Linked DNA regions of Mus musculus: regions 2 and 3 are each linked to region 1. The links are chromatin loops, found by intact Hi-C in ENCODE. Cell type or tissue: heart. All regions are shown on one strand. Region 1 overlaps Rcor1 (REST corepressor 1). Region 2 overlaps Traf3 (TNF receptor-associated factor 3). Region 3 has its middle 22 kb from the start of Traf3.

Region 1 (8,000 bases):
TTGATTTTTGGCACACAGATAGCTAACAACTGCCTGTAATTCCAACTTGGGAAAGTAGGAGCCTGACTCTCTCTTCTAGTCTCTACTGTAATCCCCACATACATGACACATGACACAAATAACACACACACATGTACATAATATTTTGTAAATTTTAAATAAAACAAAACAAAAAACCCACCACCACAGCTACTGTTTTGTTTGTCAGAGAGAGTATCTCACTACATAAACCAGGCTGCCTCTGATAAAGCCAACTATTGAGGCTACTTTCATTTTGGTGGATCTACAGAGGATCTAAAGGTTGTAACAAGTACATTAACATGTGGAGCCTTGACACCCATGAGAGAACCTGCTCTGTACCAGTCAATAGACAGCTTTTTAGCCATTAACCTTGAAATACAACAGGGTGTATTATCCTTGAAATATCCAGGGTGGGCAAAGGCCATGGGCTGGGGGCTTAGGGTTCCTGGAATGCCTGCCTCGTTAGCACGGGAAGCATGTCGGGAATCACAGGGCTGGCTGAACGGGTTTTAAGGGGAAAAAGAAATCAATCTGTAATCTAACTGTGGCTGCATGGCATTCCTCAGAGAGAGGCACATGCTGGCACATGATGCTAGCGCAGCGGTGCGTGCTGGTGACCCAGCAGTGGGAAGGCAGGGACAGGGTGGCCCTGAGTGACTGCTGCAGAAAGCTTTGCTGACTCGGCGAGAGACACTACCTGGAAATGTAAGGTGAACAATCAGAATGGCCAATCAATAAAAGAATTGACGGCTCATACTGGAGAGGCTATGGAGTAAGGGGAACACTCATCCATTGCTTGGGGGGGGGGGGCAGTGCGGTGCAAACTTATGCAGCTACTATGGAAATCAGCGTAGCAGTTCCTTGGCGAGCTAGACTAGACCTACCTCCAGACGCAACTATACCACTCTAAGATATACCCAAAGAAGGCTTCATCCTACTACAAGGACAGTTGCTCAACCGTGCTCATTGCTGCTCTATTCATAATAGCAAGGTACAACCTAGATGTCTGTCTGTGAATGAATGAAGAAAACGTGGTATATTTACACAGTGGAATATCACTCAGTTGTTTATAAAAAAATGAAATCATGAAATTCACAGGTAAATGTATGAAGCTAGAAAAAAATCATCCTAAGTGAGGTACCCCAGACCCAGAAAGACAAATATGACATGTGTTGGTGTCAGCTATAAGTAACTATAAGTAAGCTACAATCCATGTTGCCACAGAAGATCTGTGTAGAACAGGGGATGAGCGGGCTGTGCTGAGTCACCCTAAGACGGGAAATGGAATACACAGTCACAGACGAATAAGGGATGGACTGGAAGAGGATCAAGCAGGAAAGGGGAGGGATGGGGAAGAGGGGAGGAAATACAGGGACGGACAGCTAAAACTAGGGCCCATTTAAGGGGTTGTATAGACACCTAATACAATAGAAGCTCCTTAAAATATATACATGGAATAACAGGGAGACAGACCCCAGGATGGACATCACTTGTCACCTAATGAAGTCTCCACTGCCAGGAATGGATTAAGTCCTGTCGCATTGTGGGTCAAAGGGGCCCCATGAGAACCTCAAACAACTCAACACTGTTCCCAAGGTTCCTGAGGTCCTGTTCTGAAGACAGCACTTACACAACTCCCTGAGCTAGAACTTTGGTCCCAGTACTAGGGAGGTGGATCTCTGAAATCTAGGCCACTCAAGCCTACACAGTGAGATCCAATCAAAAAATAAAGAAGTGGCAGGAGCAACAGTCCAGCAGGCCAGAGCACTGGCTGCTCCTGCAGGACTCAGGGCCAAGTCCCAGCACCCACACAGCAACTGACAATTATCCCTAACTCCAGTTCTAAGGGTCCAAAGGGCACAAATACACTTAGGTGGACAAACATTTATACACATAAAGTAAAATAAATAAATCTAAAAAAATAACTCATCAAAAGGGCTGGAGAGAAGGCTCAGAGGTTAAGAGTCAGCTCTTCCAGGTCCCGAGTTCAATTCCCAGCAACCACATGGTGGCTCACAACCATCTGTAATGGGGTCTGATGCCCTCTTCTGCTGTGTCTGAAGACAGAGACAGAAAAACAACAAAGGTAAGACAGTTTGCTAAGTCAATGATGGTGGTATCTGCCCCCAAAAGTAGAGACAGCACAGGCCAGCTATGTTCATGAAGGGTCAGGATCCAATCCAAGCTCTGCCTCTATTTACTGCGCAAAAAAAGTCAAGACTGACCTTGAACTTGTGGCAATGCTTTTAGTGCTTCGCTATAGCAACTTATAGGTTTCTACTATTTAATAAAAATTTCGGTTACTATCATTTTGGATTTACCTTCAAGACTGTGACCCAAAGGACTGGGCTTTAAAAAATTAAAATGTGGTCTGGCAAGGTGGCTTTGAGGTAAAAAGAAGCACTCATTGCCAGTCCTCACACACACATGAACCCTGGAACAAGGAGAGGGTCAATGCAGCAAGCTTCCCTCTGACCTCTACACCTGCAACAGTGTGAATATACACACCCAAAATTTAAATAATTAAAACTAAAGTGCAGTTGTTCAAGGTAGTGTGCCTAGAGAGCAGCCAAGTTTCCCAAACCAGCCAATGCCAGCTACCATGAAGACAGAGTTGCTCCGCTCTCATGTCCACCAACCTAGCCTTGCCTTGCCTTGCCTTTCCTTTCCTTTCCTTTCCTTTCCTTTCCTTTCCTTTCCTTTCCTTTTTCATCTATTTGTTTGTGACAGTGTCTCTCTACGTAGCCCTGGATGTCCTAGAACTTGCTATGTATGTAGGCCAGGCTCGTCTTAAACCCAGAGACCCCAACTGTAATTTGTTTTGAACACTGAGTGTCCACTGTCCCCAGCAGAGCTCGGTCGCCTAACTGGGAACATCAGCCACGGGCATCCACTCTTCTTGCTTTTCTTGAAATGTTCTTCGGAGTTAGTTACACAAATACTAATTTTGGTAGGCCTCTCTGCTACACTACCTGGTCCTCACTTCTCTGATTTTCTGAGAGAGGTGGACACCTACCCCCCACCCTACTTTGCACAGGACAGCATTTGGTACAAGCGATGAAATGGGAGATATGCATTAGCTAAAAACTCCCTCATGGTTAAAAGCCCTTCCATGAAAATAAACTTTCCGCCTAAGAAAATCAACTCTGCTCTCATAAGAACAAAAGCTTACAGGAGCTTAAAGGAAATGAAATGGCTCAGGAGAAACACAAGTCCCCTGAGGATCTCTCCAGGGGAGAGTCCGTGTCTGTCTCTGTAAGGGGCTGAGGGGTCCTGTGCAGAACCTCTTGGGGACCAAGGCAGGAGGTCCACAGAGGTCACACAGCTTAAGCAGCAGCACAGTGGCTCTGTCCCCAGGGCATCCTGCCCACGCTTGGGAGAGGAGAGGCCTGTCGCTGACTGACTACTCCCACTGACACCCGCCTGCAGGTCAGAAGCCTCAGACTCAGCACTGGGCAGACTCCGTCTGCGCTGACATCACCACCATGGCGCAGTGCAGGGCTGTTTACTTGACAATTATATCCAAACAGGCCTGGAGAACCACCTGATATTAACTCTGATGGTGACAGATCTGCACCACTGTGATCATAAAACAGAGACTGTATTAATCCATGGCTTTTTAGGGTTGCAGTACTCACTCACTATTTGGTGTAGCTTGAACAGAGTAAAATACAGCATGATCAAAGGAATGTGATAGAGGCCAAAGGCAAGTAACAAAATATGCCTTGGCTTGCGCTTTGTTTCTATGTTAATATTTTTAACCCAATGAAACAAAGTCCTTAGAGTAGCAAGAGTTTCAAATTCAATTGCAAAAGAAAGAACAGATGAAAGCTGCTATGGTAACCAATTCACCCTTCCCTCCCCCAGACACTGCAGATTCAGAAACTGTCATCCTGAGTCGGTTACAGAGTAGGAGGCTCAGACCATAAGGCAGGCTGAGGACAAAGCTTATGGTCTTAATGGAGCTTAGAAAAAGACTATAACGGTTTGCAGTGGCACTAGGTACTGCAAAGGAAACACTACAGTAATTTCTGTCATGGCTTAAAATTGAGACTGCCAAACATTTCTAAAGAATGTAATAACAAGATTGGAGATGCTGCTCAGTAGAGCGTTATGCCTGGTGTGCACAAGGTTCTGGGTTCAATCCCCAGAACAATGGAGTATGATAAAAAAAAAAAGACCATGGCATTTCCTTTTATTATTATGAAAGAAGTTATCCCTAAGACTCACATAGAAGCAAAAGGAACATTTACGTACAACAGTTCTGCCACCTGGTGGACAAAGACATTACTACAGCCAACATCTGAACCCTGACTATCTTGAAGGAACAAGAGAAGGCAAGTCAGAAACAAGATAACTATGCTGTTTGTTACTATTCCCACTGCGTGCGTGCCCATTCCCCAGCCACCAGTGAAGACCACCATGGAGAGACAAGAGATGACTGCTCCATCCCAGCGCACAGCGCAGGAGGCTAAGTTCTCTTCAGGTCTTAAGTGTACTTCTCTGTAACTGGATAATTCTGTCCTCTTTTCCAGAACTCACATTTGCATATCAGTGTAAGAGTGAGCAGACCAGGCACACCTTTACCCTCAGCCCTCAGGAGGCAGGTGAGTCTCTATGCGGCCAGTTTGGACGTCACTGTGAATTCCGGACCAGCCAGAGCTACATGGTGAGACCCTGTCTCAAAATAGTCAGACACACACACATCCCTTCAACTCTTCCAGACCTGTCCCTAAGCAGGGAGCTGAACACTCACAGCAACCTTATTAACTGTGTGTACTTGGCTGTGCACGAAATAATTCAAAGACTCAAGATCTGCCTGGCTTTAATAGGGAGGGTGGGGTAGAGGGCGGCATAGACTAAGACAGTGCGTCATCTCTCTATTCTTGAGCAGAATGGAAAGAAAGCAGCCTTGGCTTCTCCTGAGAAACTGCTAGCTGAACTCCTTTGCTCGACTACAGAACAAGGATGAGACTCTTCGTCAGTCCTTCATAGAGTATTAGGAAAACATTTAAGATACACACGTGTAAACAATTATCAAATCAACTCTGTCACAACATTTCTTTTTTGCAGTGCTAGAAATCACACCTGAAGTTCCTTCCATCCATGACAGGCAAGTGCTCTCCTACTGAACACAATCCCTTTTATGTTTCTTTTCTCAGTCCTGAGAAACAAATCTAGGCCTTTCCTATGTTAAATCAATTTTCTGCCTCTAGGCAACACCTTCAGTGCCTAACGTATATTTGTATTTTTGTTTGTTGGCTTTTCGAGACAGGGTTTCTCTGTGTAGCTTTGGCTGACCAGAAACTGAGCTCTATAGACCAGGCTTTTCAGAGTATTGGGATTAAAGGTGTGTACCACCACTGCCAGGCTCCTGATATATTTATTTCATTCATGCCCCAAACTTCCTTTTAATGACTAGAGACTGCCTTACAAATGACTCATTTCAAGGCCACCTTCAACTAGGTCTTAGGCAGGCAGGATAGTGGCAATCGGAAAGCTGTTTCCATCTCTGAATCCCAGTGCCTTGAGTGGTTTACCTGTCTAACCCTGTATTTGTAGGCCTAGCAGTGAAGCAAGCTGTATACTACAGGAAGCTGACCTGCTTCACCCAAGTCACTTCCTCTCTATGCCTGATCCTTCTGGGCATGGGGGACAAAGTTAAGAATATGTTGAAGGGGGCCAAGGGGACTTACAAATCCTACCACTTTCAATGCTGCAACCTTGTGTGAAGCTACTCTTCATTCAGCACAGACACTGTGGACACTGCTGGAGAAACAGGCTCTTCAACAGCTTGCAGCACAGGCTGCAGCAGGATAGTCTATAGTAAATTATCTATTGTATGTATCAGAATCCATCCTCCAACAGACTTCTTAGATCTACTTTATGGCTAGTGCTACTCCCTGTAGCTATTTGGGCCCTTGTGGAATTCTCCTTACAGTTGAAAAGAGAAGTAACTCAAACAATTAATTACAATCGTCTTAAATTACTTATATAGGCAGCCTGCTCTGCAGAAAGAAAGAAGTCCTTCCCTGTGAGGGTTTCAGCATGCTTTAACCTACTCAAGTGCTATTTATAGGAAGGAGACTAGAAAACAACAATTAACAACAAAACCCACAAAACCCATAAGTATTTGAGGATGGAACTTGGTTTAGAGCTAATGTGACGGTATCCACAGAATGCACACACAGGATGTGTGAGCCCCAAAATCTCCCCAAACAAAAACATCCATATGGTAGGCTGAAGGATTATCAATGACTTTTAATAATGAAAATAAACTTGTCTGTAAGTAATGTACTTCCCCCAAACCCATTTGACAGTAACTTTTTACATATTATGGTCTAATCTCTTAAACACTGAGATGTCCTTTATGTAATCATAAAAAAGTATATTAAATTCTTCAACAGTGCTTTATTCTCTGTCCACAATCCAATCTGGCTAGTTATTGCATTATAGTTGACAAATTTAAAGTACATCCCAGTTAATTTCATCCTTACATATGCATTTTTTTTTAAGTGTAAACAGAGAGTCATTATCACACCTAAGAAAAGCAGCAAAACTCCTGGGTAAGAGCAACGGATGTTACACCCGCTAGGCTGTCTACAGTACGTAATCCAAATCCAGCGGTAACGCAGAGGATCATGAGCAAATCCCTCTATCCTCTTCTGGTAGCAACAGTAAACTAGTCTCACCACTTTAGAAAATTATTTGGCACTGACTTTTAGCTGAGCAGATGAGACACAAAAATAGGTCAAAGAATGTTTCTGTAGTAATGTTTGTTGTAAAAACTTAAAGCAACTCCCCTCTGTTGACAGGAAGGACAAGCAAATTCTATCGAGGCAGCCGAGAAGCAAATGTAGAGGGTGGATTGGGGGGACACACTGACAGGCAAAAGCAGCCCAGCATGGAAGACAGCTTCAGGCACTCCATTTTAGCCCAGCTCTTCATACAGCACGTATTAGGGACCAGGAGTAGGTACATTCCATCACCCACAGGGCAGCTTCCTAGCAGACTAAAGCCACACTTGGAGATGTCAGAGCAAAGCAGTGGGCTCTGCATCCCACACGCTCTGAAGGTGGTGATGCCCTACACAGATGCACCAACTCTGCAGGTGCAAGGTCTTCATAGCAAGGCAAGCTCTCTTGGGTGTACATGGCTATTCTCTGCTTTCTGCTTAATGTAGCTGTGTACCTAAAACTTGCCCTCACAACCGTTTCCCCCTTTAAAATAGAAATGACTTATTTGCTCCTTAACCTATGGATTCTATTTAGCCTTAAAAAAAAATATATATATATACATATACACACACACATATATACATATACATACACACACACACACACACACACACACACACACACACATATATATATATATATATACACACACACACACACACATACATACATACATACAGGGCTGGAAAGATGGCTCAGTGATTAAGAGCAATGACTGTTCTTCCAGAGGTCGTGAGTTCAATTCCCAGCAACCATGTGGTAGCTCACAACCATTTGTAATGGGATTTGATGCACCCTTCTGGTGTGTCTGAAGGTAGCCACAGTGTACTCACATGCATTAAATAAATAAATAAATAAATAAATAAATAAATCTTTGAAAAAAATATACTCAATCATGTGTTTCTTCTTCTGTTTTTGAGGTAGACTCTAAGTATGTCATTAATCTATCCTGTCATTCTGTAAACACCAGAGTATATTTTCACATACCCAGTTGGTATACGAACCTACTACACACAGGGCTATATGACAGAAAGAGATATATGGTACAGCCAATTAAGACAAACATCATGACATTAAATTGGGCATAGTAGGAAACAATGTGAGAGAGACATGGCAGCCATGAGCTATGTGAAGCTGCAGAGAGAAAGCATACATTTAAAAATAACCACTGATCTTTTATCATCACCATGTAAACTATGTAACTATCTGTGTACATGTTCATAAAACTGGCACCATAGTAGG
Region 2 (8,000 bases), 150 kb before region 1:
TGAACTTCAATGCATTGTACAAAAGCTATGGGAAACCAAGGTGGCCCGGAGGGTAAAGCACTTTCCGTGCAAACCTGGCAACCTGCATTTGATCCCTAGACCCCACTTAAGGGAAGAAGGACAGAACTCCTCAAGGTTGTACTCTGATATCCATGTGAACACTACGCACGCATGCACCTCCTCCCAATGATAAATCAAGTAGAAAAATAAACTGATTTACACAGCATCAAACGTAAGCTATGTGAAATGTGTCAGCCATCTAAAAAGCCCAGAAGGGTGGTGCCCCTGCACTCAGAGGCTGGGCAAGAAGGTCCATTATGTTTGGGGATCCCTGAACTATAGAGCAAGCCTCTGTCTGAAGGAAGGAAATGGGTAAGCATACCTTGTCTTTGATGATGCTTTCTTGGCACGCTGTGCATTTTGGACTGGAGGAGCTGAAGGAAGCAGAGTAAGTATGTCAGAGCAGGAGTCAGCCCCTCCCCCAGGCTCACAGCACAGAATGCTTTCCTTTGTAGTCAGGCCTGCTCGAGCTTGCAGCAACAGGCAGGGCTCCAGGGCTGTTGAAAACTGAGTTTAAATAGTAATCCACAGGAGAAAAAGCACTGAACTTTAAAACATGCGACTACATTCAGTAGCTCAGTCCCATTGGGAAGACTTAATGACTATGAGTTAATGACCACGAGAGTGACATTTGGTGCCACAGTGGTTCTCGGAGGGGAGCCTCTGGAAGGTGCACCCACAAATACTGAAGTCCTTCTGATGCTCTGGTCTTGGGCTATCTACAAACTCACCTGCACAGGGGAGCTGCATCTATCCTCCAGGAAACCCCACTACAGGCCTCTCCTGAGCCCAGGTGGTTTCCAGGTCCTCTTCCATGCAAATTGGGTGCTGAACCTATTGTGTCATCAGCAATTTCAACCTGGGTCCTTTCACTCTCAGCAAAACCAAGTGGCCTGTGTGGGACACGTGAATGGATGTGCTGAGGGTGTGGGACGCACAGGAGCCTGGCTACTGGGCTCGGCCTCGGTCTCAGGCACCCAGGTGTGAGTGACCAGATGAGAAAAACTCTGTGGCCTTCTGAAGCTAATGTGTCCTGAGGGCACTGACGGCACAGTGTGTCTTGCAGTGGTCTGAGTGTCAAGCACAGTGCCTGGCAAATATAAAAAGCTGCACGATGATGCTCTTCCCAGCTGACTCAACTCTGTCCTCCAAATCCCAACTTGCCCTTGTGACTTTACCATAGCAATTACTAGACTCATGAGCTTCTAGAGTCTTGGTACCCCAGATCTCTGTGGATCCCCCAGGCAAGCATGCAGCCTTGCCACATGCTCTGTTCTGCATGTGACCCTGACCTTCCTCTCTCCTGGCCCAGGGCACTCTTCAATTTTAAGGACTTAGGATCATTTGACATGACCACCATAAAACATAAGCTTCTTGCACAGAGTACAGCAAGGCAGATGGGAGGCACAGAAGCTTTGTGGGCGGAGAGGCCTGGGCAAGTGGGATGTGAGGCAGGCAGGGCAAGGTATGGAGGTCTCAGGCACTCAAGCATGAGATGTGCCTGAGTTGCTCTAAAGGCCCCCCACGCTGGAGGTCTTGGAAGAAGCAGGTGAGTGGGGGTTGAGCCCTGGAGGGCACCCACCTCAGCAGGGCGGCCATGCAGCTCTCGCAGAACCGGTGGCCACACTCCGTCTGCTTCGGGTTGCACAGCACCAGGCGGCACTTCTCGCACTTGTACTTGTCTTCCACCGTCTTCACAAACTTCTCCTTGTAGCCTCCTTGCTCCGGCACGAGCACGGACCCTGCGCCGCGATCAGGCTGCAGCTTTAGGGGTGGGTTAGGCTGCAGTGTGCCAGCAGCATCCATCTTTTTGCTTGACTCCATCTTAGGAAACTGAAATTCTGCCCGGAAAAAGGTAATGAGAACTGTCAGTCAACCCCTGAACCCTTGAAAAGGCCCAACATACATGGCTGAGAGAAGCACCCGTGCCGAGGTCTGTACTTTTGGTGTTTAAATGGGGCACCAGGACCCTTCCCAGCCTTAGTCTGCCATGGAATAAGAAACATGACCAAGTGACCACCTTCTTTTTACTTTAACCAGATCCTACCGTTAACACTGCCATTCAGAATATTCCTGAAAAATGTACTTAGTAAATTGTGTTACAAGATTCTTTAAAATACACAGAATATTTTTCTTTCATTTTTTAAAATTTATTTATATGAGTACACTGTAGCTATCTTCAGATACACCAGAAGAGGGTATCAGATCCTATTACAGATGATTGTGAACTACCATGTGGTTGCTGGGAACTGAACTCAGGACCTTTGGAAGAGCAGGCAGTGCTCTTAACCACTGAGCCATCTCTCCAGCCCCAGAGTATTTTTCTGTGCCAGAACTTCATTGTAACAATTTGGCCAAAGCAGTATCTATTGTTTTTAAGATTTATTTTGTTTTTAATTGTGTGTGTGTGATCTACATGTGGAGACACACATTAATGCAGACACCCTTGGAAGCAAAAGGCAACATATCCTCTAGAGCTGGTGTCAAACTTGGGTCCTCTGCAAGAACTGTAGGCTCTTAACCACTGAGCCATCTCTTCAGCCCTAGCAGCAGGCATGTTTGGTCAGCTTTATCTTCTGTTTAGCTCACTGACCATACTCCCAGCATACTGTTATAGACCGACCATCTCTTGTCCTAGCAGTAGCACTTACAGCAGATGAGGTATAACCAGACCAGCAGTCATGTCTGCGTGTGCCCACAAGATGAAAGGCAATTGTTTTTGCCCTCAGTTTACCAAGCCTGGAGTGCTCTGAGTCAGCCCACATACAACAGAGCCATGGTATTGCCACATGGAGCCCGTGGGGAACACAGGCTTCGTAGGGCTGAGGGACAGGCAGGTATAAAGGTCAGGCCCGTCAGAGGGACACGGGACTGGATGGGTCTCCTGGGCAGGTTCACGTCTCACACCTGCTACCAGTTTCTCTGCCTTCCACCTGCAAGTCCCATAATGAGCAATGAGAGCACTCCCCAGACGAGACGTAAGGATCCCAGACCAGGCAGTTCCATCAGCTGAGTCTTGAGGGCAAGTAAGCAAAAATAAGCAACAACATAAAGCAGCTGACTAGGTTCCTAAGGAAAAACTGACTTTAAGGAAAATTATAGCTAGCATCAATAAATACCCATTAACCCTAAATAATTGCTGACAGCACAGATGGCGTGAGCTCAGATGGCGGCAGAAAGGCTGGTTTCTCTTTCCTTACTTTCTGGATATCCTACCATCAGTGTTAAGTTTTTAAAAAAGAAGATGTATGTATGTATGTATGTATGTATATATGAGTACACTCCAGACACACCACAAGAGGGCATCAGATCCCATTACAGATGGTTGTGAGCCACCATGTGGTTGCTGGGAATTGAACTCATGACCTCTGGAAGAGCAGTCAGTGCTCTTAACCGCTGAGCCTTCTCTCCAGCCCCCAGTGTTAAGTTTTAAAGCAAGGAATTTTGAATGATAGACAGTTGCGATCTCAGAAACATTTTTGCCGGATTGGCCACACTCCTCCCCTGTGAGAGACCTCTCTGGGTGGCTCTAGCACACGGGCACTGATATACTTTGTCTCAGCTCAGCTTGCACAGCCCCACCCATCCAGTTTCCGGTGCACCTCAGCAGGTCCGAGAAAGACACCTGTGGTGGCCTTAAAGATACAGAGTTTACTTTCCTGCCTTGACACTCCCAATCCTTTTCCTCCCCCATGCCATGGATCTGCTAACTAGAAAGGCTCTGTCAAAAGTTACCAGCTCTCTTCAAAAATACATTGTAGCCTTGCCCAATTTATTTTTCCTACTTAAAAAACTGTCTGGATGGCCTAGTCAGTCATCAATGGGAGGAGAGGCCCTTGGTCCTGTGCAGGCTCTATGCCCCAGTAGAGAAGACTACCAGGGTCAGGAAGCAGGATTGGGTGGGTTGGTGAGCAGGGGGAGAGGAGGAAGGGATAGGGGGCTTTTATGTAAATAAAATATCTAATAAAAAATGTCTGGGTTTGACTGGACAGGAATATAGTTCAGTTGGTAGAAAGTTGGCCTGGACTTGGTCCCTAGTATCAAATAAAATGGGTCATGGTGACACCTGTTCAAGGTCAGCCTCATAGACATAGTGAGTTTGGGACCCATGGAAAAAAAATCTCAAAAACAAACAAAAAACCATAAAAATAAAACCCTCCGAACCCAAATAGGCCAGATCCTGTCAGCTCACAGTATCTGGGGCACCCACCTCCAGGGTCCCCCATACTTCTCTCGCCAGTATAGGCCTCAGAGCTATGAAGTAGGGCCAAGCACCCCACAGAGCAGAGGCAGAGCAGACACAAGGACTCGGGACGGCTCGGGCAGAGCCGAGTGTTCCTCTTCCCGGAGCCTTGCTCACGTACTGCTTTCTGCTGTTCTTTCTGAGGTACAAGGAGCAAATGTTTCATGGCCAGGGCTATACAAAAATGGCTGTCAGCAGCAGACCAATTAGTGAGCTGATGGTCTAGCTGCACCTGAGTGAGCTTTGATAAAAGAGAGTGCTGCTGTGGTAACGTGAAGAAGCCTTGTGCAAAATCTTCGGACGTGTAAGTCGGTTTTCAGGACTTCAAGGGACTAGTGACGGCTTGCAGTCTGCCTTTGAGGAACTTGTTCACAGGAACAACGGCTTACCCTTCTGAGCTATGTGTGGAAATGTCCTGCACGGAAGGTCTGCAGGGTTCACTAGCTGCTTGCCGCCGCCAACCATCCTATGTCCCTAGGGACACTCCAGTATCTCTAACAGCCAACTTCACAATGTCCCCTCCTTCCTCTGAAGGAGCTCCAAGCAATCCTCTGTGTGCTTGTTCCGACTGGAGAACAGCAGGCGTGGCTAGGGGATGGAATTTGGATCTCTTCAGTTGGCTGATAACCCCCACGTGTAAAGAGCAGGGCCTAACAGGCTCAGTATGTACTTACTGAGTTAATAAAGGCGAGGCATGAGCCGCTCACCTCAAACATTTTCTGTGACAAACTGACTTCAGGAACAGAAGACTTTAATAACTGATCTAATTTTGTGCAACGTGAGAACCATCAAAGATTTCAGCTCCTCACAGCTTTGGTCTGATGCTCTGCTCTATAGTGCTTAGGAAGCTATGTCAAGTAAGGGTCTTAGGAAGGAGATAAGGGTAACTGAGTTTCGTTTCTAAGTGTCTTAGTTACTTAGTTATTGCTATGAAAAGACCACAGCAACTTCTTTCATAAAAGAAAGCATTTTATTAGGGCTTGCTTACAAGTTCAGAGGTTTCGTCCATTACCCTCATGGCAGGAAGCATGGTAGCACTCACACAGACAGAGTAATGGAGGGGTAGCTGAGTTCTAAATCTGGATCCAAGGCAGCAGAAAGAGCCAATGGTTCTGTCTTGGACATTTGAACTCTAAAGGACACTCCCAGTGAGTGATATACTTTCTCCAACAAGGCCACACCCACTCCAACAAGGCCACACCTCCTAGTGCCACTCCCTAAGCACTAAAATATATGAGTTGGGACTGAAGAGATGGCTCAGCCGTTAAGAGCACTGACTGCTCTTCCAAAGGTCCTGAGTTCAAATCGCAGCAAACACATGGTGGCTCACAACCATCATAATGAGATCTGACGCTCTCTTCTGGTTCGTCAGAAGACAGCTACAGTGTACTTACATGCAATAATCTTTGGGCTGGAGCAAGCAAGGCTGGAGCGAGCAGAGGTCCTGAGTTTTAGTCTCAGCAACCACATGATGGCTCATAGCCATCTATATACAGCTACAGTGTACTCATATACATAAAATAAATAAATCTTTAAAAAATATGTGAAATGAATTGTCCTTACTATAAATGTAAACAATGAATTAATCTGGTGGCTGTATTTATTTACTTTATGCTAATCCCCAATAACTTCACAAATCAAGATTTACTTAAGACTGCACCTCAATAGCTGAGCAGTTAAATGATGTATCTTAAACGTCTATGGTAATCTGGCTACTTTCCAGCCCCATCCCATGATACTTGCATGTTATCATTAATCAGGCTCTTCAGACCCTTCTTCATCACTCCAATTCCTCCATTCTCCCCATGGTTCTGACCCTCCTTCTTTCCTTCCTCTCCCTAGTGGATGTCCACCCTATTCTCTATTCTGCCCAGCTATTTATTGGGTGATTGGTATTTATTGACAAGGCAGAGAATAGTGGTAAGAACTATTTACACAAACTTGAGACAAGAGATTCTTGGTGTAAGCATTACAATGCCATGTCTGGACTGAAACAAGATATGAGGACAGAGAAATCTGAATTTTAATAACCCCGGGGTAAACCTTACACAGCCTACAAAACATTATGCCTACATATGAGTCTATGGGGACCATCCTATTCAAACCATCACATCCACTCCCTGGCCCCCATAGGCTTGAAGCTATATCATAAGGCAGAAATGCATTCAGGACAACTTCAAATAGTCCATCAGTATCAACCCTGTTTAAAACTCCAAAATCCCTTCTGAGACTCATGGCAATCTTCTAACTGTAATCCTCAGACAATCAAAATCAAAAGCAGACCACATACTTACAACATATAACAGCGTAGAATATATCTTATCATTCCAAAAGGGGGAAAAGGGAACACCGTGAGGAAATAGTAGACTAAAGCAAGACCAAAAAACAGCTGGAAAAGCTCCACACTCTGTGTCTCCCTCCATGTCCCATGTCAAAAGTGTTCAAATCTCCAACTCGGTTCAGGTTTGTTGACTGAAACACACTTCTCTCTCCTGGGTTGACTCCATACCCAGTCTGCAGCTTTCCTTGGTAAGTATCCCACGAGTCTGGCATCTCCAACATCTTGGGGTCCCCAAGGCAATCCAGGCTTTACCTTCACAGCTTCACACAATGGCCTCTCTAGACCTCCATGCAGGGACACCCCTGACACAGACCTGGCCTGGACAACTTTCCTTAGCTGTGGAGGGGGATTCCATAACCCATTTCATGTATTTTTGACTCTAAAGCCAGAACCACATGACCAAAGCTGTCATGTTCTATTGTTTGCTTGAGCTGGAACATGGCTCCTTGTTCAAATACATTTTCACCAGCTTTCTGTTTTCGACAACTTCCTTTACTGTCCAAGCTCGGCTGTCTTGGAACTAAATCTATAGAGCAGCTTGGCCTTCAGCTCAGAGATCCACCTATCTCAGCTTCCGTCAGTGCTGGGATTAAAGGCCACCACTCACTTTCCTTTCTTTCGTCTGTCTCCATGGATAGTGGACTTGACGCCACGCGTCCTGGTGCTCCTTGTCTCCTCACACTGTAGAGTTTGTATTTTTTCCTTGCTCAGCTGCCTCCTCTTCATTATAAATCTGCATAAGCATGCCCACGAATAACCAAGCAACACAGTCAATACTAGGCCATCTGGAAATTTCCTCTGTCAAAGCTGTTAATCTGTAATTCTTTAATTTAGCCTCAGACAGATTTGGGGTGGGGGTGGGGAGAAGCGGCCAGAAAGTGTCAAAATATTACAAGAACCCTCTCTAGGCTACATACTAATATTCTTCTCCTCTGAAACCTCTTGAGCCAGGCCATCATAATCTATATTAGTCTCAGCACCACTGTCTCCCATGCTCCTAACAGTATAGTCCATCAAGCCCCACTTAAAGCATCCAAATGCTTTCCTAATCCAAAGACCCAAGGAGAAACCACATGGTCTGGCCTGTCACAGTAATACCCCACTCCTGGTTCAAGGTCTGTTTTAGTTAGGGTTTCTAGTGCTCTGAAGAGACTCCATGGCCATAGCAACTATTAAAAAAGAAAGCATTTAACTAAAGATGGCTTACAGGTTCAGGGGTTTAGTCCTGAGGTGGGAGCATGGCAGGACACAAGCAGACACGGGGCTAGAGAGGTAGCTGAGAGTTCTACATTTGGTTCCAAAGACAGATATCAGAAAGAGATCAAACCACTGGGCCTGGCTAGGGCATTTAAAAAC
Region 3 (8,000 bases), 55 kb before region 1:
CAGCTCTGTCTGACCCCTAGTAGCACCCAGCTGCCTGTAGCCTGTACTCTTGGAGAGAGAGGGTGGGCAGCCTGGCAAGAGACCTCCTGGACACATAGGTGTTGTTCAGTCTGGGTCCTGGGAAGTGCTCAGAAGAGAGAAGCCATCCAGTGCTTCTGAAGAAGAAGGGTATCTATCTGTTCAGTGGATGCCAATGGCAGTAATGATGGCCACCCCTCCATCAGGAGGGCTTCCTGGGCTTATCCCAGGGCTCCCTTAATCCCTATTCCAATGGAAAGGGTACATGATTTCTGTTTTAGAGATACGAGAACCGAAGTCCCCCTGCAAAGAGAGTTACTTGTCATGGATCACAAAGCTGCTAATGAGTGAGCTGGTGTGTGTATGCGTGTGAGTGTGCGTGTGCATGTGTGTGGCATAATCCTGGCTCTCTAGTGTCTCCTCCCAGCCATTGTCCTTCCTCTCTCCCCTCTCCGGCCTCCTGTCCACCCCCCTCATCAATATGGGCAGTTCTAGGAAAGCCTGCAATGGAGCCTGTGCAGCCAACATGAAACAGAGTTTTAGAATGGACTTACCTATGACCTTGTTCCAGAGTCCCCAGCGAAGTCTCAGCCCTGACCATCCCCACCCTTCCTCAGACCTACAGGTTGCTGCTGAGAGTAGCTCTGCCCGGTGACCACCTCCTCAGCCTGATGAGGAGATGCCTGGTCCCCGCTGGGCTTGACTAGGGCCAGGGCAGGAGGCTCCCCACCTGCCTTGCAGCAGGGTCCTGGGTTTCATGGGGCTTACTGACTGACCTTTAACCTCCTGGGGAGGTTGCGAGGATGCCTCCAGACCATCAGATTGTGGGTCACTACATCCAATCGCTTCACCTTCCTCCCCAGAGGCCATGCTTCTGAGAGCCCTGCCTGAGCAGGGCCTAAGTCTGCATTCTCAATGGCCCTGTACTGTGCCCCAATTTCTGCACAGATATGGTAGACATGCCCAGAGGACCAGGCCAGGAGTAGCTTTAGGCTCTCAGACCCAGGTTTCCTACCACTCCCACCACCTCTCTCCCTCCCTCCCTCCCTCCTTTTCTCTCCCTTCCTTCCTCCCTTCTTCCCTCTTTCCCTCTCTTCCTCTTTCCTTCCCTCTCTTTCTTCCTTTTTTTCTAGTACATTGGACCCACTGGGCTATCTCCCCAGCTCTCTTCTCTCTTTTGTATTTTCATACAGGGTCTCCAGACTGTCTCAATCCTCCTGCCTCAGTCTCCCAAGAAGTTGGAAATACAGGCCTGTACCACCAGGCTAGAAGGGCCTAGATTTTTCTGGTAACAGGCAGAACTGTTCATGAGTGTCAGGGTATACTAGGCAGGACTCCTTAGCCCCTGCGTCAGCAGTCATGGGCAGGTACTGTCCCTTCTCTTGGACTGACATAGGTGTCCTGTGGCCTCACTCCTTAGGCTCTTGCTCCTCAGAGCTGCTGCTTGTGCCCCATGAAGACTGAGTCTTGCTAAGATGTTCTAGCAGGTCTAACTCTGATGTTACCAGAATTAGGGTCAAAGTCTACAGGCCCTAACAGGCTAGACTCTGCCATCCTTCCTCAATGACCATATTGGGAACAGAAACAAAAACAGCCCAGTGACTCCAGGCCATCATGGAGACCTGTCATTCGGCTTACCTTAAATAGGCAATAAATATGCCTAGCTGTAAGAAGTCCTGGTTAAGGCCTGGGCTCATCCCTCACTGGTCTGTCTTGTTTTAACGCCTGGCTTCCAGGTTCTAACAAATTGTCAAAGTGCCTGGCTGGTCTCAGCCCTCCCCTCCCCCCAGCATGAGACTCTCATGGAAATTCCAATTCCTTGGGGTCTGTTGTCTCAATAGCCTGATTGCCCAAGAGAGAGACACCAGGGTCTCTCTTCATTCCCATCAGGACAGTGACCTGATACCCACAGAGGTGACCACCCCTGCCCCAGGGTTCAGTGGCCTTCCCAGGCCTTCCCTATTCCTCCATAGTAACTACCTGCACTAGGTCTTGTTTCTTAGGGTGTTTTTGCCAATCTCTGGCCTCTGATTTCTCTGAGCTTCCCTGTCCTCACCCAGAAAGGGACCTGAGAAGGGCCTGTAAGACCAGCTTTCTAAGAGGATCCTTGGAGCTGTCTTGGCTTAGATACATCCAAATCAGGTGGGGGAGGGAAGGTCACTCAAGAAACTGTCCCAAGCCCCCGTGAACCAGACGGTAGGGTCCCAGATATCATCTGCTGATGTGTGGCACAACTTTTGACTTGCTGATGCCTGTTTGCTGCCTTTGGGTTTGCACAGATTTCTCCAACCGCACTCCCCGCTGCTTCCTGCCTAATTCAGGCAAAACCCAGAATGTTCTGCCTTGCATGCGCCACTGCCGCAGCACAAGCTGGAGAACGGATGGCAGGCCCTGCCCCCACCTGCTCTGGGAAAACAAACATCATGATTAGCCAGAAAGACTCAGCCAGGCGGCCAGGAGGGAGGGAAGCCATACAGGGATGTCAGCTCCTGGAACACTCACGGAACAGAAGCTTCAGTGATTGGACGCACCCACCACAGAGATGGAGCACTGAGAGGCAGAAGCCTAAGATGCTGTCCTCCCTTCCCAGGGGTCCAGCCCAGAGGTTAGCTCTTCAAGATGTGTCTGGGCTGTGCTCAGACTATGGGAAACAGAGCGGCATCGGGGACCCTGTTTGCAGAGTGGGGTCAGGAGTGGCCGTGACCCAGGCTAGCTTTGCTGGGGCAGGCTTCTAGCTGCTGCTCTACAGTCCAGAGCCCTCAGGAAGCAGCCTGCTCCCCTGTGGGGGGTCCTGCACAGGGCCCTGATACTGGGCACACTGATTTTCAAGGACATGACCGGTCACTACTACAGCATCTTAGAGAGTTCGAGACCAGATCCTTATCTAACCCAAATGCCAGCTCTGAGGTGCAAGCCCTGGACCAGAGATGGTGTTGCAGGGGTGGCTTCTGCTGAATAAGTGGAAATGACACCAGGTGCTCCTCTCACTCCTCTGGGCCTTGTAGGAACATGTGACAGTCCCAGCATGGCCCTGGGGAAGAGAGGTCTTCAGGGCCTCAGAGGCTGTGGTGTGCTGGGGTGGCATGCTTACAGCATCCTTGAGGCTAAAAATAGACAAACCCTTGTAAGCAGCTCTGCCTGGCCATGCCACAGGTGGTGGGGACCAGAATAAGCAAGTAGACTCTAGAAAGGGGTGGGCATGCGCATCTTCTTTGTTTGTTTGTTTGGTTTGGTTTGGTTTGGTTTGGTTTGGTTTGGTTTGGTTTGGTTTGGTTTGGTTTTCCAAGACAGGGTTTCTCTGTGTAGCCCTGGCTGTCCTGGAACTCACTCTGTAGACCAGGCTGGACTCAAACTCAGAAATCCGCCTGCCTCTGCCTCCCAAGTGCTGGGATTAAAGGCATGTGCCACCACACCCGGCACTTGCCGCAGGTACTTGCGCATCTTCTGATGAGCTTCTCAGTGGGTGGCAGAGGATGACCCAGGCAGAGGAAGGGCTGGGCCACAGTAGAGCTAAGTGACAGGCTACACAGACTCAAAAGTTGATGAAGGGCCAGCCTAGAGACCCAAGAGGCTCCATCTTAGCTTTCTGACTTCTAGGGCTGGAACTGGGGTCCTGGCCCCTAAAATGCTATGTCCAAGCTGAGCACTCACACACATCCTGGGCACTGTGGATCTGACCTCATGTGTGGGAGTAAGGTGAACAAGGCAGAGAGCAGGGGGCTGGAGCTGACCCGAGGCTTGGGGGTCAGCAGAGGACTAGGCTCCCTGGAGCTGATGTTTCCAGAACTGAGTGGGGAAGGCACCAAGGCAAGATCCCTGTGAAGGGGTAAAGTTGCAGGCTTGGGAAACCAGGGCACAGGGCCAAGACCTCGTAGCAAGCTCTAGGAACACCAGACAGCTGATGAGAACAGGCTCTTGCCTGTTAGACTCTCAACCTCAAACTTCTTAAGTGACTTGCTCTGCTTGCTAAAAAGGGTCACTCACCAGAACACAGGCGCCAGGGCGCCAGGCATCCGGGTAGAGGTCCGGGCCACACTCTCAGCCGGCGAGCTCATGTGTTCAAAATATCAACCCTTGTGACTATTTCCAGCTTGGCCGGAGGAGCGGGGCTTTTCATCAGCGAGCCAGAGCAACTAGCTTCAGGGCCTGGAGCTGGACCCCACAGCACGGGGCGCCTGTAGACCCAGGACAGGTGCTAGTAGCCTTCGCTGAGGCTGTGCTCCACTGGGAGGTACAGGTCTGCCTCCCTCGGAAGCTGACTAAAAGGGCCATGTGGCCCCAGCCCAACCAGTGTCGGGCAAGCCTTTCTCCTTCCACTGGGCCAGCATCAGGAGAACCTTGGCAGGCGTGCCGCTTTTGCACTGACAAAGCTGCCCACATTTGAAGCCCAGGTTCTACCTGGTCCCGTAACTGGAGGAGACATAATAACATGGTAGGAGCGCTCAGAAGCCAAGGGTTCCCTGCAGGGGGCGCTAGGCCAAGTTCTCACGCCCCCGGGGTCCATGCTTTAGCAGCAATCGTTACTTATTAGCTTTTCTGTCTGTGCTGGGAGTGGGCTGTTAAAATCTCCAGCAATCCCCGACTCATTCTTGCCTCCCTTTTGTTCCAAAGCCTCTGCTTCCTGTACTCTGCAGCGTCTTACAGAGGCATGCATATTCATAGCTGCGACATCCTTCTGATGAGCTGACCTTTCTATTGTAGAAGCTTTCCCTCTCTGTCGCTTACAATGGGCTTGCCTGGCAGCCTATTTCCTGCAACACTTAACAGCCTGCCAGCTGCCAGGCTCCATGGTTGCATGGAAGTCTTTCTACATACTTTTCCTTCCAACCTTTCGGTGCTGTCTCTGAGCTGGAGCTGGAGCGTAGTGCTCTCTAACACTTGTGAAGCTCTGGGTTTCACTCCCAGTACTATGTAACTAGGCATGTCGCCGGATGTCTACAGCATTTGGGAGGTAGAGGCAGAGAATTAGAAAAATTAGAAGTCCAAGGTCGTCTTTGGCTACATACTAAGTTGAGGCCAGTCTGGGCTGCATTACATTCTGTGTCAAAGAAAAAGCAAACATGAAACAGGCAGATAACAGTAAATCTCTTAAGGATAACATGTCAGAGCCTTATTCTTTTTTTTTTTTTTTTAAGATTTATTTATTTATATGTAAGTACACTGTAGCTGTCTTCAAACACTCCAGAAGAGGAAGTCAGATCTCGTTACGGATGGCTGTGAGCCACCATGTGGTTGCTGGGAATTGAACTCCGGACCTTCGGAAGAGCAGTCTGGAAGAGCAGTTGAGTGCTCTTACCCACTGAGCCATCTCACCAGCCCTCAGAGCCTTACTCTTTTTTTTTTTTTTTAAAGATTTATTTATTTATTTATTTATATGTAAGTACACTGTAGCTGTCTTCAGACACTCCAGAAGAGGGCATCAGATTTCGTTATGGATGGTTGTGAGCCACCATGTGGTTGCTGGGATTTGAACTCGGGACCTTCAGAAGAGCAGTCGGCGCTCTTAACCACTGAGCCATCTCGCCAGCCCCAGAGCCTTACTCTTTACTATTCCATTTTCTTTCAGTCCTAGGGATTGAACTGGGGACCTCATGCATGACAGGCAAGCCTCTGCCACACCCCTGATATATTAGCCAGGCTTCTCTAGAGGAACAGAACTGATAGTGTGTGTATATGTGTACGTGTGCGTGTGCATGTGTGTAAAGGGGATTTATTAGATTGGCTTACAAGCTAAGTCCAACAATGTCTGTCTAGCAATGGAAGGCCTAAGAATCCAGTAGTTCTTTAGTCCACCAGCTGGATGCCTCAGCTGCTCTCTAGTGTATGCTGGAGTCCCAAAGAAGCAGGCTCTAATGCCGGTGACTAAATGGACTCGCCAATGAGAGCAAACAGGCACAGAGAGCAAGCTTCCTTCTTCCTAGTCCTTTCTATAGGCAGACAGTATGCCTGAGACTAAGGGGGAATCTTCCCACCTCAAAAGATTAGGATTACAGGTGGGTCTTCATACTTCACATTATTTAATTCAGAAAAAAAATTCCTCATGGGTCTACCCGGCCTCTTCTGTTTTAGTTAATTCCAGATGCGGTCAAGTTGACAACTGAGAATAGCCATCACACCCAGCATGTGCTAGGTTTAAAAAAAAAAAAAAAAAAACTAGGACTGGAGAGAAGCTCTGCAGATAAGAGTTCTTGCAAGGACCCAGGTTTGGTTCCCAGCACCCACACGGCCGCTAACAATCACTTGTTGCACATTCCTGCATACAGGAAAACAAATAAAATAAATGGCTTTAAAAATCTAGTGCAATAGGCTAGAGAGATGGCTCAGTGGTTAAGAGCACTGACTGCTCTTCCAGAGGTCCTGAGTTCAATTCCCAGCAACCACATAGTGGCTCAAATGGGATATGAAATGGGATATGACGCCCTCTCTGGTGTGTCTGAAGACAGTGTACAGTAAACTCACATAAATAAAATAAATAAATCTTTTTTAAAAATTGAGTGTGATAATCTTTACTTCCTGTATATATGTGCACTTGTATACTTGTGTATGTGTGCATTTACTTGTGCACTTGAGTATGTGTGTGTGCACTTGTATATGTGTGTGCTCACTTGTGTATTTGTATATTGTATACTCACTTGTGTACTTGTGTATGTGTGCACTCATTTGTGTACTTGTATATGTGTGTGCTCACTTGTGTGTTTGTGTATGTGTGTGTCACTTCTGTACTTGTGTATGTGTGTACTCACTTGTATAGTTATGTATGCACTCACTTATATAGTTGTATATGTATGTGCTCAGTTGTGTACTTATATATGTGTATACTCACTTGTCTACTTGTATGTGTGCATGTGCTCTCTTGTATGGTTGTGTATGGGTGCACTTACTTCTGTACTTGTGTGTGTACACTTGCTTGTGTACTTGTATGTGTGCACTCACATGTGTACTTGTGTGTGTGCATGTACTTCCTTGTATAGTGTGTGTGTGTGCACTCACATGTGTTGTGTATGATGTATGTGATGTTGGGAACTGGACAAGCACACAAGTGAGTACACACATACACAAGATTACAAGTGAGTGTACACATTCACAAGTATACAAGAGAGTACACACATTCACAAGTATACAAGAAAGTGCACACACAAGTATAGAGGAGAGTGCACACACAAGTATACAAGAGAGTGCACACATTCACAAGTATAGAAGAGAGTGCACACATTCACAAGTATACAAGTGAGTGCACATATTCACAGGTATACAAGTGAGTGCACACATTCACAAGTATGCAAGTGAGTGCACACATTTACAAGTATACAAGTGAATGCACACACACAAGTATATGAGTGCTAGACAAGTGCTCTGCCACTGAGAATGTGCTCAGTCCTTGTTCTGTTGTGTTTTATGACAGGGAATTACTCTGCAACAACCTCTTAAACTTGCTATCCTCCTGCCTCAGCAGCCCAAGGGTAGGAGCCACAGGTGTGTGAACTCGGCTGATCTCCAATCTTTACCTTCAGTGGGAGTGTCTCCCCATCAACAGGAACTAATCTGGAGTCTGGTGCCTCAGCTGACCCGGCTCCTTGCTCTCTGTCTGCAGCTGCTCCTCACCTCTTTTGTGCTGATTTGATACTTTTCAGTATTCCGTAATTTTCCTATTATGTGTGGTTACAGATATTTTTAATATAACCAAGAGATTAATCTTAAGTTTATCCCAGCATACTCAGAATTAGAATCAAATTACTTCAAGTAAAATATAGCAACAGTGAGTTTTCATTGGCTCTGCCCTGAGTGCTGTCCCCGTCTGTCACATTTATATTAGAAAGTTAACCCAGCATGAATGTTTGTCCTTTGTGTGCTTTGAGACAGGGTCTCACTCTGTCGCCCAGGCTTGCTTGAAACTCACTATGTAGTTCATGCTGACCTGTAACTTGTGACCGTCCCCCCCCCCCCTCAGCTTTTCAAATGCTAGGATTATACCACACCTGGCT

What was found. Hi-C counts contacts between places; a loop is a spot of excess contacts. Peaks named below come from ENCODE experiments on the same cell type or tissue, not always from the same donor. Only the 100,000 strongest peaks of a DNase experiment are listed, where the experiment ranks them.
Region 2: it touches region 1 in a loop (2.7-fold over the local background); 6 of 42 quality-filtered maps call a loop at or near these places.
Region 3: it touches region 1 in a loop (2.0-fold over the local background); 5 of 42 quality-filtered maps call a loop at or near these places.

What each region holds. Positions count from the first base shown.
Region 1 is chr12:111,084,773-111,092,772 of GRCm38, reverse strand. All of the region lies in intron 3 of Rcor1 (REST corepressor 1), which reads right to left. Among named protein-coding and RNA genes, the nearest start is that of Rcor1, 49 kb to the right of the region's middle. In heart, a CTCF peak has its summit at 4,298 (motif pointing left); a DNase peak (open chromatin) is centred at 3,402.
Region 2 is chr12:111,231,463-111,239,462 of GRCm38, reverse strand. Traf3 (TNF receptor-associated factor 3) reads right to left here. Exons shown (of 12, transcript NM_011632.3): 3 at 1,643-1,901; 4 at 383-434. The coding sequence starts at 1,884. Among named protein-coding and RNA genes, the nearest start is that of Amn, 36 kb to the left of the region's middle. In heart, no CTCF peak of the experiment used is centred here; a DNase peak (open chromatin) is centred at 4,852; H3K27ac peaks cover 872 bases.
Region 3 is chr12:111,139,876-111,147,875 of GRCm38, reverse strand. No RefSeq gene overlaps it. Among named protein-coding and RNA genes, the nearest start is that of Traf3, 22 kb to the left of the region's middle. RefSeq lists an enhancer at 4,263-5,138. In heart, a CTCF peak has its summit at 4,466 (motif pointing right); a DNase peak (open chromatin) is centred at 4,095; H3K4me3 peaks cover 913 bases; H3K27ac peaks cover 3,313 bases.